Regions from separate parts of the Homo sapiens genome. Here region 1 is linked to region 2. A link is a loop called in an ENCODE intact Hi-C map of the cell type or tissue named here. Cell type or tissue: heart right ventricle. All regions are shown on one strand. Links, peaks and the distances in the headings refer to the core of each region. The heading gives the core; the rest is flanking DNA.

Evidence for each region. Hi-C counts contacts between places; a loop is a spot of excess contacts. Peaks named below come from ENCODE experiments on the same cell type or tissue, not always from the same donor. Only the 100,000 strongest peaks of a DNase experiment are listed, where the experiment ranks them.
Region 1: it touches region 2 in a loop (5-fold over the local background); 7 of 110 quality-filtered maps call a loop at or near these places.

The regions. Positions count from the first base shown.
Region 1 is chr17:68,042,334-68,050,767 of GRCh38, forward strand. It overlaps KPNA2 (karyopherin subunit alpha 2), which reads left to right. Exons shown (of 11, transcript NM_002266.4): 5 at 1-20; 6 at 572-666; 7 at 767-1,030; 8 at 1,505-1,738; 9 at 1,988-2,170; 10 at 3,439-3,588; 11 at 4,171-4,521. The coding sequence ends at 4,263. Among named protein-coding and RNA genes, the nearest start is that of KPNA2, 11 kb to the left of the region's middle. RefSeq lists a silencer at 5,907-6,107. In heart right ventricle, for the core only: no CTCF peak of the experiment used is centred there; no DNase peak of the experiment used is centred there; H3K27ac peaks cover 1,828 bases.
Region 2 is chr17:68,157,606-68,166,039 of GRCh38, forward strand. LOC105371870 (a long non-coding RNA gene) reads left to right here and starts at 7,798. Exons shown (of 4, transcript XR_934937.4): 1 at 7,798-8,434. It also overlaps the pseudogene RDM1P3. In heart right ventricle, for the core only: no CTCF peak of the experiment used is centred there; a DNase peak (open chromatin) is centred at 4,246; H3K27ac peaks cover 4,578 bases.

The sequences.
Region 1 (8,434 bases), core at 235-8,234, 120 kb before region 2:
GGCTCTAGGAAACATTGCAGGTACTTGGACTTGAAGTTCTTTTGACTGAATGTATCTAATCGTAATTAGTTGGAAGAAAGGCCTTGTTATAAGTAATAGTGACTTTGTCAAGTTTTGAGCTTGCTTTCAAGCCCTTATTAGGAATGAAAGTGTCGTCTTTACAAAGGCAGCAGAGGGCCATCTAAGTAAGTTTGGGAGTTTTTGCTGGTGCATTCAGTCACTGAAAATTGATGGTGTTGGACAAGGTAATAAAATTAATCTTGCCTCGGCCGGGCATGGTGGCTCACGCCTGTAATCCCAGCACTTTGGGAGGCAGAGGCGGGTGGATCATGAGGTCAGGAGATTGAGACCATCCTGGCTAACACAGTGAAACCCCACCTCTACTAAAAATACAAAAAATTAGCCGGGCGTGGCGGCGGGCGCCTGAGGCTGAGGCAGGAGAATGGCTTGAACCCAGGAGGCGGAGCTTGCAGTGAGCCGAGATCGCGCCACTGCACTCCAGCCTGGGCGACAGAGAGAAACTCCGTCTCAAAAAAAAAAAAAAAAAAATTAATCTTGCCTTTTTTTTCAGGTGATGGCTCAGTGTTCCGAGACTTGGTTATTAAGTACGGTGCAGTTGACCCACTGTTGGCTCTCCTTGCAGTTCCTGATATGTCATCTTTAGCAGTAAGTTACTAACATGAGTAAAGTTACTCACTTCTTCATTCTAATTTCCCCCATCTTCTCAAAAGACAGAACCTCTCATTGCCTATTTTTTTTCCCCCAGTGTGGCTACTTACGTAATCTTACCTGGACACTTTCTAATCTTTGCCGCAACAAGAATCCTGCACCCCCGATAGATGCTGTTGAGCAGATTCTTCCTACCTTAGTTCGGCTCCTGCATCATGATGATCCAGAAGTATTAGCAGATACCTGCTGGGCTATTTCCTACCTTACTGATGGTCCAAATGAACGAATTGGCATGGTGGTGAAAACAGGAGTTGTGCCCCAACTTGTGAAGCTTCTAGGAGCTTCTGAATTGCCAATTGTGGTAAGTTATTTACTTGTAGATTAGGACATAAGTATAAGAAGCATGATCAGGGCTGGGCGTGGTAGTGGTGGCTCACACCTGTGTAATCCCAGCACTTTGGGAGACCAAGGCAGGTGGATCACCTGAGGTCAGGAGTTCGAGACCAGCCTGGCCAACATTGTGAAAGCCCATCTCTACTAAAAATACAAAGAAATTATCTGGACATGGTGGCACGTGTCTGTAATCTCAACTACTCGGGAGGCTAAGGCAGGAGAATTGCTTGAATCTGGGAGGCAGAGGCTGCAGTGACCCGAAATCGTGCCATTATACTCCAGTCTCTCAAAAAAAAAAAAAAAAGCATAATCAGTTGATAGTAATATTGAAATATTGCCTATTTCAGGCCATGATGGGCCTCTTGTTAAAACTTTTAGGGTATAGAATTTCTAAAGTGCTGGGGAAAAAATAACCAGCATCAACATATTTTTTTTTTTTCAGACTCCTGCCCTAAGAGCCATAGGGAATATTGTCACTGGTACAGATGAACAGACTCAGGTTGTGATTGATGCAGGAGCACTCGCCGTCTTTCCCAGCCTGCTCACCAACCCCAAAACTAACATTCAGAAGGAAGCTACGTGGACAATGTCAAACATCACAGCCGGCCGCCAGGACCAGATACAGCAAGTTGTGAATCATGGATTAGTCCCATTCCTTGTCAGTGTTCTCTCTAAGGTAACGAAGTCTTAGGATTTAATCAAGTCATTTTTAGTATTTATAGAAAGCTGTGCTTGATAAGCTTCTTCACGTGCAAGAATCTTGGGTTCTACTAGGAGTCCTTTGCTGAACAATACCCAGTAACCCCTTTTACTTAAGGTTGGATAGAACCTTGGTACTTTCAGTCATTGTTTTTGTGAAAAAGTACTCTTGGAATCTTATTTGTGCAACTGTTCTGAAATAAAACCATTTCCTTATGTTTAATAGGCAGATTTTAAGACACAAAAGGAAGCTGTGTGGGCCGTGACCAACTATACCAGTGGTGGAACAGTTGAACAGATTGTGTACCTTGTTCACTGTGGCATAATAGAACCGTTGATGAACCTCTTAACTGCAAAAGATACCAAGATTATTCTGGTTATCCTGGATGCCATTTCAAATATCTTTCAGGTAAGTCCTATCAAGGTGGCTTTGTTTGAATTTGGACTTGATAATAATCAGTTTACTATTTAGACTTGGGGGAGGGCAGCTGTAAGTTTACTCACTAGTAAGCCACAGAATCAGAAAGCCTGTTTATGTGGCCACCCCTTTGATTAAAAATGAGGCAGGCATTATAAAAGATACAAAAGAGACGACAAGTGGATGGTGTGACCTGAATCGGAGTCAGGCGCTTATGTGGACTCATCACACCTGTTTACTTGGTTGATTTAATTTCCCAATTTCATACCGATTTTTGGTGACATTAAATTTGAATGACTTGGCCAGGCACGGTGGCTCATGCCTGTAATCACAGCACTTTGGAAGTCCGAGGTGGGTGGATCACCTGAGGTCAAGAGTTCGAGACCAGCCTGGCCAACATGGCGAAACCCTGTCTCTGCTAAAAATGCAAGAATTAGCCATGTGTGGTGGTGGGCGCCTATAATCCCAGCTACTCAGAAGGCTGAGGCAGGAGAATCGCTTGAACCCGGGAAGCGGAAGTTGCAGTGAGCCAAGTTTGTGTTATTGCACTCCAGCTTGGGCAAGAGTGAAACTGTCTTAAAAAAAAAAAAAAAAAAAGTTGAGCCTTCAATAATGGATGCTAGCGTATCTGTTACTGTGTATAAATAATTTGTCAGTATGTGGCCAGTATTTCTTCTTCCCCTCATCTAATCCCCTAAGTTATTTTGAAGCAAATCTGTTTTTTTCATCTATAGATATTTATGTATCTCTTTAAGGTTGAAAATTTAAAGGAAAACTAACCTACATACCATTCCATATGTCCAGTAAATCCTTAATACCAACACACATTCTGTTTGGGGACGTTTAGTTTAGCACTCCATAGGCCATCTTTGCCCTTAGACACCTTGACTACACCTTGTGATGACATAGGATGCTTTATGAAACAATACACCCCTGTTCCCATAGCAGACCAGTTGAACTGGAATGTAGTGTTGTTTTAAAAGTTGCCCGCATGATTTTGATACATAGAAAAGGTTGGGAGCTACTACTGATTGTAAGATCTTTGGCTCCAGTTGAAGTAGTGCTAAAAGCAGGTACAGATCCAATCACATTGAGTGTCAACAAAATATAAAATGGACATAAAACTATGATAGGCTTGATGAAGGAATTGTTAGGTGCTTATTTCTGCCTGACGTATCAATATTCAAATTATTGATGTTTTCTTCATTAAAATAAAACCAGAGTATATGCCAGTAAACTTGGATTTTTTTTTTTTTTAGGCTGCTGAGAAACTAGGTGAAACTGAGAAACTTAGTATAATGATTGAAGAATGTGGAGGCTTAGACAAAATTGAAGCTCTACAAAACCATGAAAATGAGTCTGTGTATAAGGCTTCGTTAAGCTTAATTGAGAAGTATTTCTCTGTAGAGGTGAGTAATGGATGGTAATATTAATAACAACTTGGAAACATAAAGTCAAGGCCATAAGCCTTTTTTTCCCTTTTAAAAATAAGTGTCATATCTTTGTTAAATATAGTAAAATATCAGTGTGCATGGGACATAATGTACTTATTTGCCCCTCTAGTTTGGCTTGATGGTAATAAAATCTTTTTAAACTGAGATTTTAAAAGCCACCAGATTAGTTTCAAATGAACAACCTTGAGAATCTTAGAATATCTTGAGGGTAAGTTAACGGGTGTCATTGTAGGAGGTGATAGAGAAGTAGGCCAAACTCATCACCATGCTCTGGGCCTAATACAGTCTTTTCCTATTGAAAAGTGACGGTTGGGGAAGAAAAAAATCTCGGCCTGTTTGTGTTACTGTAGTAGCTAGCATTTATGAATTGGCAAAGTTTCAGAGACCCTCCCTCCTCTATGTCAAATACTATAATATCATACAGGATTAAAGGTGTAATATGCAGATCAAGACCTAGAGATTAAATACAGACTTCAGGTAGGCTGCTGCTTGGAATACTTATATCATTTTTATACTTATTTTTTAATATATTTCCAGGAAGAGGAAGATCAAAACGTTGTACCAGAAACTACCTCTGAAGGCTACACTTTCCAAGTTCAGGATGGGGCTCCTGGGACCTTTAACTTTTAGATCATGTAGCTGAGACATAAATTTGTTGTGTACTACGTTTGGTATTTTGTCTTATTGTTTCTCTACTAAGAACTCTTTCTTAAATGTGGTTTGTTACTGTAGCACTTTTTACACTGAAACTATACTTGAACAGTTCCAACTGTACATACATACTGTATGAAGCTTGTCCTCTGACTAGGTTTCTAATTTCTATGTGGAATTTCCTATCTTGCAGCATCCTGTAAATAAACATTCAAGTCCACCCTTTTCTTGACTTCACCATGCCTATGTGTTGCTTTCTAATTTGGGGCCTTTAATGTTGCTAGTGAAAGGTAACCTGTCCAAACTGATGGGATTAACCAGAGGTAGTCCTGGCTGCAGTTTTTGCAGAAGAATGAATAACATTTTCTGGAAACCCTCAGCCAGTGTCTCCTTAAGTCTCCTTGGCCAGGGAGATGGGCTAAACACCGTAAATTTAATCATAAATCTCTGCTGGAGCTACAAATGGAATTCTTTCCTCCCAAACTTCAAGGCCGAATGGGGTTCCAAGGTAAATCACGGCTGCACATGGGCCTCATCTGGGAAAGTACCCAGTTCTGTTTCGTTGATGAGGGGCATGAGGGTCCACCATGTGTCTTTTTTAAAAATGTAATTCCCAAGGGCTCCTGTACAGTGTAGGTTGATAGCCACTACTCTTTGAGATGGTGTCTCGCTCTGTCACCCAGGCGAAACCCTGTCTCTAGTAAAAATACAAAAAATTAGCTGGGATTACAGGCATGGTGGTGGGAGCCTGTAATCCCAGCTACTCAGGAGGCTGAGGCAGGAGAATCGCTTGAACTCCGGAGGCGGAGGTTGCAGTGAGCTGAGATTGCGCCACTGCACTCCAGCCTTGGTGACAAGAGCGAGACTCTTGTCTAAAAAAAAATCCCCTTTGATAATATATCTTTACCTATAACTTTAATTTTTGTATTTGTTTTTGTTGTAAGCAAGGGAGGAAAGGTAATATTCCTAATACCATTTGGCAATTATAGTAAAAACTGCTGACACTTACTTTGCTTGTTGAAATAATCTGAAAAGAGTAACATTAAAAGATGTCAGTGTTAAACATTTCACAAAGTATTCTTTCATTGCTATATTGCATTTTGGCTAAAAATAATCAGGCTACTTGATTATTTTTAGAACAAAGGAAATCAACATTCTGTTTCCTAATGTTGATTTTTTTTTTCTCTCATCAATCTGGCTGCATCATCACTGAAGAAAAAACGGGGTAATTTTTCGTTACTGTAAATCCTTATTGTTAAGATTTTTTATTTCAGCATTTGGCTGCTTTAATTGCATAACAGCAGTAAGAGCAAAGTCAGTTTTGTTCATAGGAGCCATTGGAAACCTTGTCAGATACAGGACCCAAGTTCAGAAGGCCATTAAGGCCTGGCTGCTCCTTACCCCTCTCCACCCTTGCTGGAGCTTGCCAAAACCCAGTGGACTGATTTTGGAAAGCCCTTGAAACGTGTCATTTCACTAATGGTGCTTTCTTTTGGGATTGGGCTGTTGACCTAATTTGTGATGAACAAAACCCGGCCAAATCATGCAGCCTCCCTCTAACTCCCCATGGGAAAGTGTTAGAGAAAAGTGTTTTAGCAACATCACCCATTTAAGTTTCATAACCCCAGCTAATAAAAATGATAAGAAACACCCAAGCTATCAACTAGGGTTTTTTGAGGGCAGAAGTGCAATTTAATTTTGAGCACTTGCATGTTAAATGACATGTTGGCATAGTTTGAAAGCTAATTCTAGTGTCTGAACGCTCAGTTCCTCCTAAATATTTGGGACAGTTTCATAACACTGTGTAGGAGGTGTATGCATCGAACCCTCTTAAACTGATCAGTTCGTGCGTTCCAGGCTTTTCACAATCGTAAATGTCTTTTCCCATCCTAGTTGTGGGAGGTAGCATGGTGCAGTGAAGTGGACTAGTATTTAAGAGCCAGATCTGTCTGAATTCAAATCCTGCCTCTTTATTGTGTCAGTGAAAGACCTTTTGGTGGGGCAGCTAAGTGCTGGCATAAGAAAAGTATAGATACTAATTCCTACATAATAGAAATATCCTAGATGAGTATTACGGCTATTCCAAACTTTTTGTTTTTGGGAATAGCTGTAATAACTGAAGAAACAAAGTTTCGCTGTGTTGCCCAGGCTGGTCTCAAATTCCTGGCCTCAAGCTATCCTCCTGCCTCAGCTTCCCAAAGTGCTGGGATTTGCAGGAATGAGCCACTGCACCTGGCTGCCTCCAACCTTTTAACACCAAAGATTTCTGTTTGTTCTTACATAGACTCTTGTTTTGATATATTTTACCTTCTAGGCTAAGTTGATTATTACTCTTCTTTTTTTTTCCCCCTTATCAGTCAGATACACATAACATAAGATGACCATACTGGATTGTTCATATACTTAATGATGGGATTCTACCGAAAAGTCAGATGTTTTGTCAGCCTTTAGGTCTTTTAGGGGCTTGGCATAGCTTTCTGAACAGTGGAACTGGCTCAAGGAGGGCCCACTGTGACTAAGTTCCTAGACTGGCTGTTAGCCTTTGCAGTATCTCAGTGAGAGGTCCAGCTGTCTTCCTGTGCCCACTGGTTCCCTTTCTCTTAATTCTATTGGACGTAATAATTGGAGCACCTCCTCCCCTAACTTCTCATTGGCCATGAGAACAGGACTGAACCACCCAAGTCCAACTTGGTGATGGAAGCTTGTCAGTATCAATACCTGATAGGCCCCTAATACTAGTGTTAATGAAGTTTCTTTAATGAGCAAACACTTGACTGTTGAGACAGCCACCACAAAGCCATATTTTCTACTATGAAGAAACTCATGTTTAGAACTTGAACAAGTTTAGGCAGAAATATTGGAAGCTTATCCATAAAAACAAGGGAATATGAGGAAAGATTGGATGAATGAGAAAACTTTGAATCAATTCAAAATTAAAATTAATGGTCAAAGGATGATATCCAGAAGGCATCTCCCGATTGTGGCTGCAAAAATACATATTTTAAAAGCAAAACTGTTGAAATAGAGGAGAAATGTAGAAAAACATGTACGAATGAGATGGTCTTTTTCTTTTTTTTTGAGATGGAGTTTTGCTCTCGTTGCCCAGGCTAGAGTGCAATGGTGTGATCTCAGCTCACTGCAACCTCCGCCTCCCAGGTTCAGGAGATTCTCCCGACTCAGCTTCCCGAGTAGCCAGGATTACAGACATGCACCACCACACCAGGCTAATTTTGTATTTTTAGTAGAGATGGGGTTTCTCCATGTTGGTCAGGGTGGTCTCAAACTCCCGACCTCAGGTGATCCGCCTGCCTGGGCCTCCCAAAGTGCTGGGATTACAGACATGAGACACCACGCCTGGCCAAGATGGTCTCTTTCAACCCTTTGTCTTAGACTAAAGTTGTAGGTGACCAATGACTGTCACCCTACTCTGTTCTTGCCCATCCTTTCAACCAACATCTCAGCCACTCAGCAAAGATTAACTTGGGGAACACAAAACTAATTCATTTTCCTTACTTTCTCTCCCTTTCCCTTCCCTTTCCCATCCCTTTCCCTTCCCTTCCCTTTCTTTCTCCCTTCCTTCCTTCTTCTCTTTCTCTCTCTCACTCTTTCTTTTTCTCTCCCTCTCTCCCCTCCCTCCCTCCTTCCTTCTTCTCTTTCTCTCTTTCTTTTTGCTCTCCGTGTCTCCCCTCCCTCCCTCCTTCCTTCTCTTTCTCTCTTTCTTTTTGCTCTCCCTCTCTCCCCTCCCTCCCTCCTTCCTTCTTCTCTTTCTGTCACTCTTTCTTTTTTCTCTCCCTCTCTCCCCTCCCTCCCTCCTTCCTTCCTTCCTTCCTTCCTCTTTCTTTCTTCCTTTTCTTCCTGGTAACTCTTTAAAATGTATTTTCCTAGTTACAGAAATAATACTAATTTTAGAAAGTTTGAAAAACAGAATACCACAAAGATTAAAATAATAACCTAAAATTCTACCTTTGGATTGTATATTTTGGCATGAATAAGAATTCTTAACCTGTGTAACCTGAGATCCAAGATAGGTTATGGGGCTCCTGAACCTCTGAAACTGTATGCACAGTTTACTGTTAAATACATGTGGGTGCTTTTCAAAGAAAGGGGAATATAGCCTGGGGAAAATTAGGCCCTCAAAGGCAGAGCTACC
Region 2 (8,434 bases), core at 397-8,396:
GACTCCATCTCAAAAAAAAAAAGGACTGAATGTTAACACAAAAGTTTTTGTAAATCTTTAGATGATGACCTGGCATGGTGGGTGGCTCATGCCTATAACCCCAGCATCTTGAGATCCTGAGGCAAGAGGATCACTTGAGGCCAGGAGCTTGAGACCAGGCAGGACAACACAGCGAGATCCCCCATCTCTAGAAAAAATAATTAGCCACATGTGGTGGTGCATGCCTATAGTCCTGGCTACTCAGGAGGCTGAGGTAAGAGAATCCCTTGAGCCCAGGAGTTCGAGGTTACAGTGAGCTATGATCATGCTACTGCACTCTAGCCTGGGCAACAGAGTGAGACCCTGTCTCTAAAAAAATAATAATAATAAAAAGATAAATAAATAAATCTAGATGATTTGCTGGGATAACTGAAGGCTACAAGAGATACGTATGTGAAGGACTATTTTAGTACAAAACAAGTTCTTAACCCAAAACTGGAAAAACATTACTTCGTTCTTCCTCCTAAGCTTCCTGGCAGGAAATTGACTTTACAATTTTAAATTTAAAGGTTTTGTCAGGTATTGCCTAAGGTGAAAACCTATATTGTAAGACACAAAAACTCTGCCTAGGACTTCAGTAGCTCAGAGAGGGAAGGACTTAATATGTGTCTGAAAAGATGAGTTTTAGAAATTAAGAAAAAAGAGATCATTCCCACTTCAACTCCTTACTCTACTCTACCCCCATTGAAAACAGACCTTCCTCCGCCTTACCCACAGGTTCCTCCACCAAGCCAATGCCAGACTCCTGCAATCATAGGATGGCAGCACCACCTCTAAAGCACAGAACTTCAGGCTTTGCTTCGGAAGTGGCACCATGTCTCTTCATTTTCCCTTTCTTCAAGGGAAAATCCTTGAAGAAATTTCCTTCAGAAAACTCCTGAAGCTGTTAGAATTTTTAGTGTGAGTTCCTTCCAAGGATATTAATTAGGCTTCAAACTGTTTTGTTCTGAGAAATAAAAACTAAACTCCAGTCATTCAAGCTAAGAGTTGAGGCATTCTATGGCTTCAAAATCAAGTAAGATTTGCAAAGGAATTGCTAGATACAACCGTTTTTTATTATATGCCACACAAACAGTGGAGAAAATTATGGATACCACCATCCAAGTGATTGAGATTATTAATTTAGGTAGCAGGCCAATTCAGACATGTCCACTTATCAATGGCAGGAGGCCTCTCACATCTCCTCCCTATAACCCATTTCAATACTTCTGTCTACGGTCTAGAATTTCAATGTTGAAAGGAGAGTGTGGTTATTGAAAGAAATCTACAAAGTTTACCCTGATGATCCTTTTTGACATCTACTGAAATCAAAGTAGTAATTCGGCAGTTCTTGGCATCAGGAGCTGTTTAGGGCAAGAGCTTGTTGTGGAACTGCCTTATGTCTGGTGCCAAGACGAACCTAAAGTCACAAGAGATAGACCCATAAATATCACAACCTGCCAGAGATTTGAAAGAAAAAGAAAAGGACACTTAAACTAGATGGCAGTGGTGGTCAGGTGGTAACCCAAGGCTCTGAGTTCAGTAAGTAAATCTAATATGAATGCCCTCTCCTTTCACCTATCTATTGACTTGTAGAACATTTCCTTCATTACTGCATCAGCGATGAGCTTTATTCTGTGAAATTCTCAAAACCTAAAGCTTATGAAGTGGTCTCAATGTCCAAAGCGCACTACAAACTCATTACGTACAAAATGATGCCAACTAACTGTTTCATCATCTTTACCGTACCTTTACAATATTTGAGTGGCTATGTGAAATGGTCACAGGTTAGAAACAGATCATAGTCCAAAAGTTAAATAATATATTACAGGTAATCATTTCAGTCACAGGAAGTGGGACCAGGATTGAAGAGGGTGTTGAACAAGCTACAGAAGTGGGTATAGAATACCCGGAGTCATTACTAAGCAGAGTTCTCAGATTCGATCAAGGTTAATTCGATGAGGAATGGAATATAGACAAGAATAGGCAGCAAGATTAGCAGGAAGCAGTCAGATCAAGTAGCCAATCAGGCATTGAAATGGTCCTTGAAAAAGGAAAGGTGATTGAGTCGAGGCATACAATGAAATATCATTCTGTGGTTCTGGGAAAGTAAAATTGGTTGGCATGTTAGCATGGAATAGGGTTTCTACAAGGCCGCTTAAAGAATGTTCCCACTCTGAGAACTGAGGGGAGTTCCAAATAAGCAGTTTGTGAGTGATGATGAACATGATGATGATGATAAAGTCTCCTTATGTAAGAGCTGGCAGAAGAGTTGGTCACACCTACATGTTTTAAATTCACATAAAAGTAAATATATGGCCGGGTGTGGTGGCTCACACCTGTAGTCTCAGCACTTTGGAGGGGCTGAGGCAGGCGGATCACTTGAGGTCAGGAGTTGGAGACCAGCCTGGCCAACATGGTGAAACTCCATCTCTACTAAAATACAAAAATTAGCCAGGCGTGGTGGTGTGTGCCTATAATCCAAGCTACTCAGGAGGCTGAGGCAGAAGAATTGCTGGAACCCGGGAGGCGGAGGTTGCAGTGAGCCAAGATTGCGCCACTGCACTCCAGCCTGGGCGAGAGAGACTCCATCTCAAAAAAAAAAAGGTAAATATAGCTAGGCATGGTGGCTTGTACCTAGCTACTTAAGAGGCTGAGGCAGGAGGATTGCTTGAGGTCAGGACTTAGAGACCAGCCTGGGCAACACAGTGATACTGTGTCTCTAAAATATTTTAAAAAGTAAATATAAGCAGAACTCTTCTGGTGAAAATTTCATTCATTCATTCATTTTTTAGAGATAGGGTTTCACTCTGTTGCCCAGGCTGGAGTGCAGTGATGCAATCATAGCTCACTGCAGCCTCAAACTCCTGGGCCCAAGCAATCCTCCCATCTCAACCTCCCAAATAGCTGGGACTACAGGTGCATGCCACTACAACTGGCTGATTTAAATTCTTTTTCTCTCTCTCACTCTCTCTCTGTGTCTCTGTCTCCGTCTGTCTGTCTGTCTTTTTCTTTCGTCTGACTCCGTTGTCCAGGCTGGAGTGCAGTGGCACAATCTCACCTCACTGAAACCTCCACCTCCTGAGCTCAAGCAATTCTCCTGCCTCAGCTTCCCGAGTAGCTGGGATTGCAGGCACCGTCCACCACACCTGGCTAATTTTTGTACTTTTAGTAGAGATGGGATTTCACCATGTTGGCCAGACTGGTCTCAAACTCCTGATCTCACCCACCTTGGCCTCCCAAAGTGCTGGGATTACAGGCATGAGCCACTGTACCTGGCCTGAAAAAAATAATACTTTTGATAAATCTGAAAATCTGGGGCTATTTCTGTCACTGAGAGAAGGTGTGTCTTTCCCCTTAAACTAGGTTCATGTTGCTGAGGAGGCAGAGGGCTGAGTTCTTCCATCCATCGCCTTCAAGTGTCAGGCGGCTTCCGGTTGGACAAGATGGCTACCCCAGTGGGCTTGTTTCCTCTCTGGTCTCTTTTTCTGTCTAAGACTCACTCCATACCAGCCTGAGCTTGGGACCATTGTTTTGCTCCTCTCATCCTCCTACCCCCAGAGCTGACAGATTTAGCAAATAAAATTTACAAGATCCTGTTAAATTAGAATTTCGGACAAACAACAAACTACCCCACACTGTCTCAGGAGGGTCCCTCAGAGATAAGTGTCACTGAGCCTCGGGAAGGAGGAAGCTCCATCCCTGCCCATCAAGCCCCCTCTTGGGGTCCCCTCAAGGAAGACAGTGGTTCCAGAAGGTGTGTTCCCACCCCCTTTCACAGCCTACCTCTCTCCCATCCCTCTCTGACCCCAGGTTCCAGCTGGCCTGGGGATTTCTGGGAGGATCCGAAGAACAAGGCCATCTGCAGTAGGAGCCTCCTGTTCCTCGCCACCTACGCTTCAGCCCTGCCCAACTAACAGCTCTCCATGTTCTAAAGAAGGCAGGAGTGCTGGACCACCCCAGCCTTCTGGAACCCCAGTTCTGTGACATTATCCATCTCCTGGAAATATGCTGGTTTTAACCATGCAAATTAGTTAAGCATCAGGCAGAAATAGCAGCTGGGCCTGGAAGCACAGGTGACGTCTGTGAGGAAAATGGCTGGGTGGGACAGGGTGGAGAGCACGGGCTGTTCCCTTCCTTTCTGGGAACAGCACCACCTTTGGGGTAACTCCTTCTCTCATGGGGTTTTAGGCGGGGGCTGCCAGTGCCAGTGCCCGGTCCCCTGTCACCCCCCATAGTCATAGGAACGCTTCTGCGCCAGTCACTACATTTATAAGGGGAAGCTGGTGGAGCTGCTCAGCTTCCAACAGGAAGCCCATGTGTGCAGGGCCAGAGGACACAGCCCATCTGAGGTGCTAAGCTTCTGTGAAGAGGGAGTGGAGTCTGGACCGGATTCCAGTCCCACGGTCCACCCTTTCTGGGACCCAAACACACCCTTCCCCTTCCTTCAATTCTGAGAAGCAGTAAATGTCCCTACTTGCGAACAAGTTTGAGTTGGGTTTCTGTCACTTGCAGCCAAAAGAAACCTGCCAGCTACTGTCAGCATCGGTCAACCATCTGTGAAACTGTGAGCTGACAACCTGTCCCCTCCCTGTGAAGGCCACAACATCCCAACACCATTAGTCACCAAGGAAGTCTGGGAGAAATTTCTACCAGAAAGGGGCAAGGGAGGAAACATTTTGTTACTGCTGGCCCACTCTACCCTCTGAAACAGGGCGGCAGGATCTGGCAGAAAGAAAGTTTACAAGGGGCTTCTAAGCAGGCAGTGCTGCCCCATGCCCCCCGGGCTTCTCCTCCCAGCAGGGCAGCAGCATATGGCACCCTGGGATAGGAGGTCTGCAGGGGCGGGGGCGGGGAGGCTGAACATCCTGGGGGCACCACTTTATGAGGAACCATTTATGGCCAGAACTCTACAGGGGCTTCAGGGACCTGAATGAACTCATCTCTGTAGAGTGAGAGTCCTGGGCAGGAGGAGAGGTTTCCATAGCCCAGGACCACATGCTGGAAATTTGGTCTCTGCAGCTTAAAATCTGAGAGAAGATGGTGTCTGCAGCATTCAAAGGGGGACCAGAGGGACCCTCCACCCCTGGCCCCCCCAGCTATTACAAACATGAGCCCTGGGAAGATTCCTATCAAAAACCCAAGCTGGGGCCCATGAGTCAAGTCTGGACGTGCAGTTTGGGGCAAGAGGACAGATGGACGCCACAGGCCATCTGTCTAAATATTTCCAAATTATAAATTAAACTAACAGGGTGTTAAATAAAGTATGTTCTAACCTCATCCCCTGACAAATATTCCTTTAAAATGATAAAATTTAAAAATGTGTATGAAGCTATGATTTGTACATGACAGAAAGTTAGCAAAATATCAAAGATCATAAAATTTTTTTGCTTTTTTTTTTTTTTTTTTTTGGAGACGGAGTCTCACTCTGTTGCCCAGGCTGGAGTGCAGTGACGCGATCTCGGTTCACTACAGCCCCTGCCTCCCGGGTTCAAGCAATTCTTAATATTGAGATGCGTAATAAAATAAAGATATGTGTAATTTATAAATTACTGAAACTATTCCATGAAATTTATTTTTATTCCTTTCAGCAAAATCAATTATTATTGTCAAGATTTAAAAATACATGTAAGAAGGCTGGGCGCGGTGGCTCATGCCTATAATCCCAGTATTTTGGGAGGCCACGGCAGGCGGATCACGAGGTCAGGTGATCCAGACCATCCTGGCTAACAAGGTGAAACCCCGTCTCTACTAAAAATACAAAAATTAGCTGGGCGTGGTGGCGGGTGCCTGTAGTCCCAACTACTCCGGAGGCTGAGGCAGGAGAATGACGTGAACCTGAGAGGCGGAGCTTGCAGTGAGCCAAGATGGCGCCACTGCACTCCAGCCTGGGCAACAGAGTGAGACTCCATCTCAAAAAAAAAAAAAAAAAATACATGTAAGGATTAAAACAGTCATATTCACAGTACAAGTATCTTAACATTTTCATCAAAATAAGTTTATGTAAAAAATTTAATTTTGTCAGAAATGTTTTCCCAAACAATATTCTTTTCAAATATTGAAAAGTATCTATTGCTGGGCCCAGTAGCTCACGCCTATAATCCCAGCACTTTGGGAGGCTGAGGCAGGCAGATCATGAGGTCAGGAGTTTGAGACCAGCCTGGCCAATATGGTGAAACCCCCATCTCTACTAAAAATACAAAAAATATTAGCCAGGTGTGGTGGCGCACCTGTAGTCCCAGCTACTTGGGAGGCTGAGGCAGAAGAATTGCTTGAACCCGGGAGGCAGAGGCTTCAGTGAGCCGAGGTCGTGCCACTGCACTCCAGCCTGAGCGACAGAGCGAGACTCCATCTCAAAAAAAAAAAGAAAGAAAAGTACCTATTAAACCAAAAGGCAACATACAAATTAGAATTAATCAAATTTGTAAATCAAAATGATTGAAATCCATTTTATTTTGATTTTTGAAAACTTAATTAAATTACATTAAATTAAAATTCATAATTCTAGCATTCAATGACCACCTCATTGCCAATGTAAAGAAAAGGTGGCCGGGTGCAGTGGCTTGCGCCTGTAATCCCAGCACTTTGGGAGGCCAAGGCGGGCAGATCACGAGGTCAGGAGATCGAGCCCATCCTGGCTAACATGGTGAAACCCCGTCTCTACTAAAAATACAAACAAAACAAAACAAAAAGCCAGGCATGGTGGTGGGCGCCTGTAGTACCAGCTACTTGGGAGGCTGAGGCAGGAGAATCACTTGAACCCGGCAGGTGGAGCTTGCAGTGAGCTGAGATCGCGCCACTGCACTCTAGCCTGGGCGACAGAGCAAGACTCCATCTCAAAAAAAAAAAAAAAAAAAATTAGTAAGCATCACAGTTTGTCTGAGGGCTAGACACAGATACAAATTTAAGAATAATGTGTAATGTGATTTACTTCATCCTTTTCTCGTTTGCCCAGAGAAGACTCACCGGTGGCACCTGCAGCTGCAGCATCTTCCCGAAGATAACTTTGCCATGAAATATCTCACTTTATTATTATTTTCGCATCACTCTAGTATATCCACTTTGGAAACAAAAGGCATCATTCTATTTATAGCATTGTGTTTTTAGTAGCGGGATTTCCATTTACAAAATACAGTAATTGTCCATGGCTGAAAATATCAAATCCTAGAAAACATAGCATTCCTACACATGATACTAACATCATTCTCCAACAGTTGTTGGCCAAAGATTCATTTGATGAATCTGATTTTTCCAGAATAGACTATTCTGATGATTCAGATGATTCTGATGTTAGTTCTGTTTATAAATAATTCCAAGAACAGTTTTTATATTTTATTTTCAAACTGAAAATCATTCAGATTTGTGGCCAGGCATGGTGGCTCATGCCTGCAATCCCAGCACTTTGGGAGGCAGAGGCAGATGGATCACCTGAGGTCAGGAGTTCCAGACCAGCCTGGCCAACATGGTGAAACCCCGACTCTACTAAAAAATAGAAAAATTAGCCAGCTGTGGTGGCAGGCACCTGTAATCCCAGCTACTCGGGAGGCTGAGGCAGGAGAATTTCTTGAACCTAGGAGGCAGTGGTTGTGGTGAGCTGAGATCACACCACTGCACTCCAGCCTGGGTGACAGAGCAAGACTCTGTCGAAAGAAAGAAAGAGAGAGAGGGAGTGAGGGAGGAAGGAAGGAAGGAAGAAGTCAGATTTGCTTCAGCATCAAAGAGCATGTTTCTGTAAAAGGAAGGAAAGGAAGGGAAGGGGAGGGAGGAGGGAGGCGGGGAAGGAAGGAAATCCGTGATATTTGCTTCAGCCTCAAAGAGCATGTTTCTGTAAAATTAAATGAGCACTGGCAGTGAGCTGCCCCTTTTTTCCTAAACGGGAAAAGGGTTAATATTGCAAACTTTTCCTCAGCTTCTATGCAACTGAGACAAATACTGTGCTAACTCATGAGGACCTCTGGAACCATGATATGTTAACTTGTCTTTCTCTTATCTAAGTCCTTTTCTGCCCACAGCTTCTCTGTACATCAAAATAGTGCCTACCAGAGGCCCCATTCAACCTTTAGATTTAGTTATAATTTTTCCCATGGACAGAGGATAAGATGTAGAGAAGCATCCCTCTGGGGCCTGAAAATTGTCAGTCAAGAGAGGATGCATGGGGTTAGGTGGTGCTGCACCAACGCCAGGCACCAGATCCAGACTAGCAGAGGCATCCTGTGGGCCTTAATGTTTTTTGTTTTTTTGTTTTTTTGTTTTTGTTTGTTTTTGAGACAGCCTTGCTCTGTCACCCAGGCTGGAGCGCAGTGGTGCAATCTCAGCTCACTGCAACCTCTGCCTCCCAGGTTCAAATGATTCTCATGCCTCAGCCTCTCTAGTAGCCGGGATTACAGGCATGTGCCACCGCGCCCGGCTAATTTTC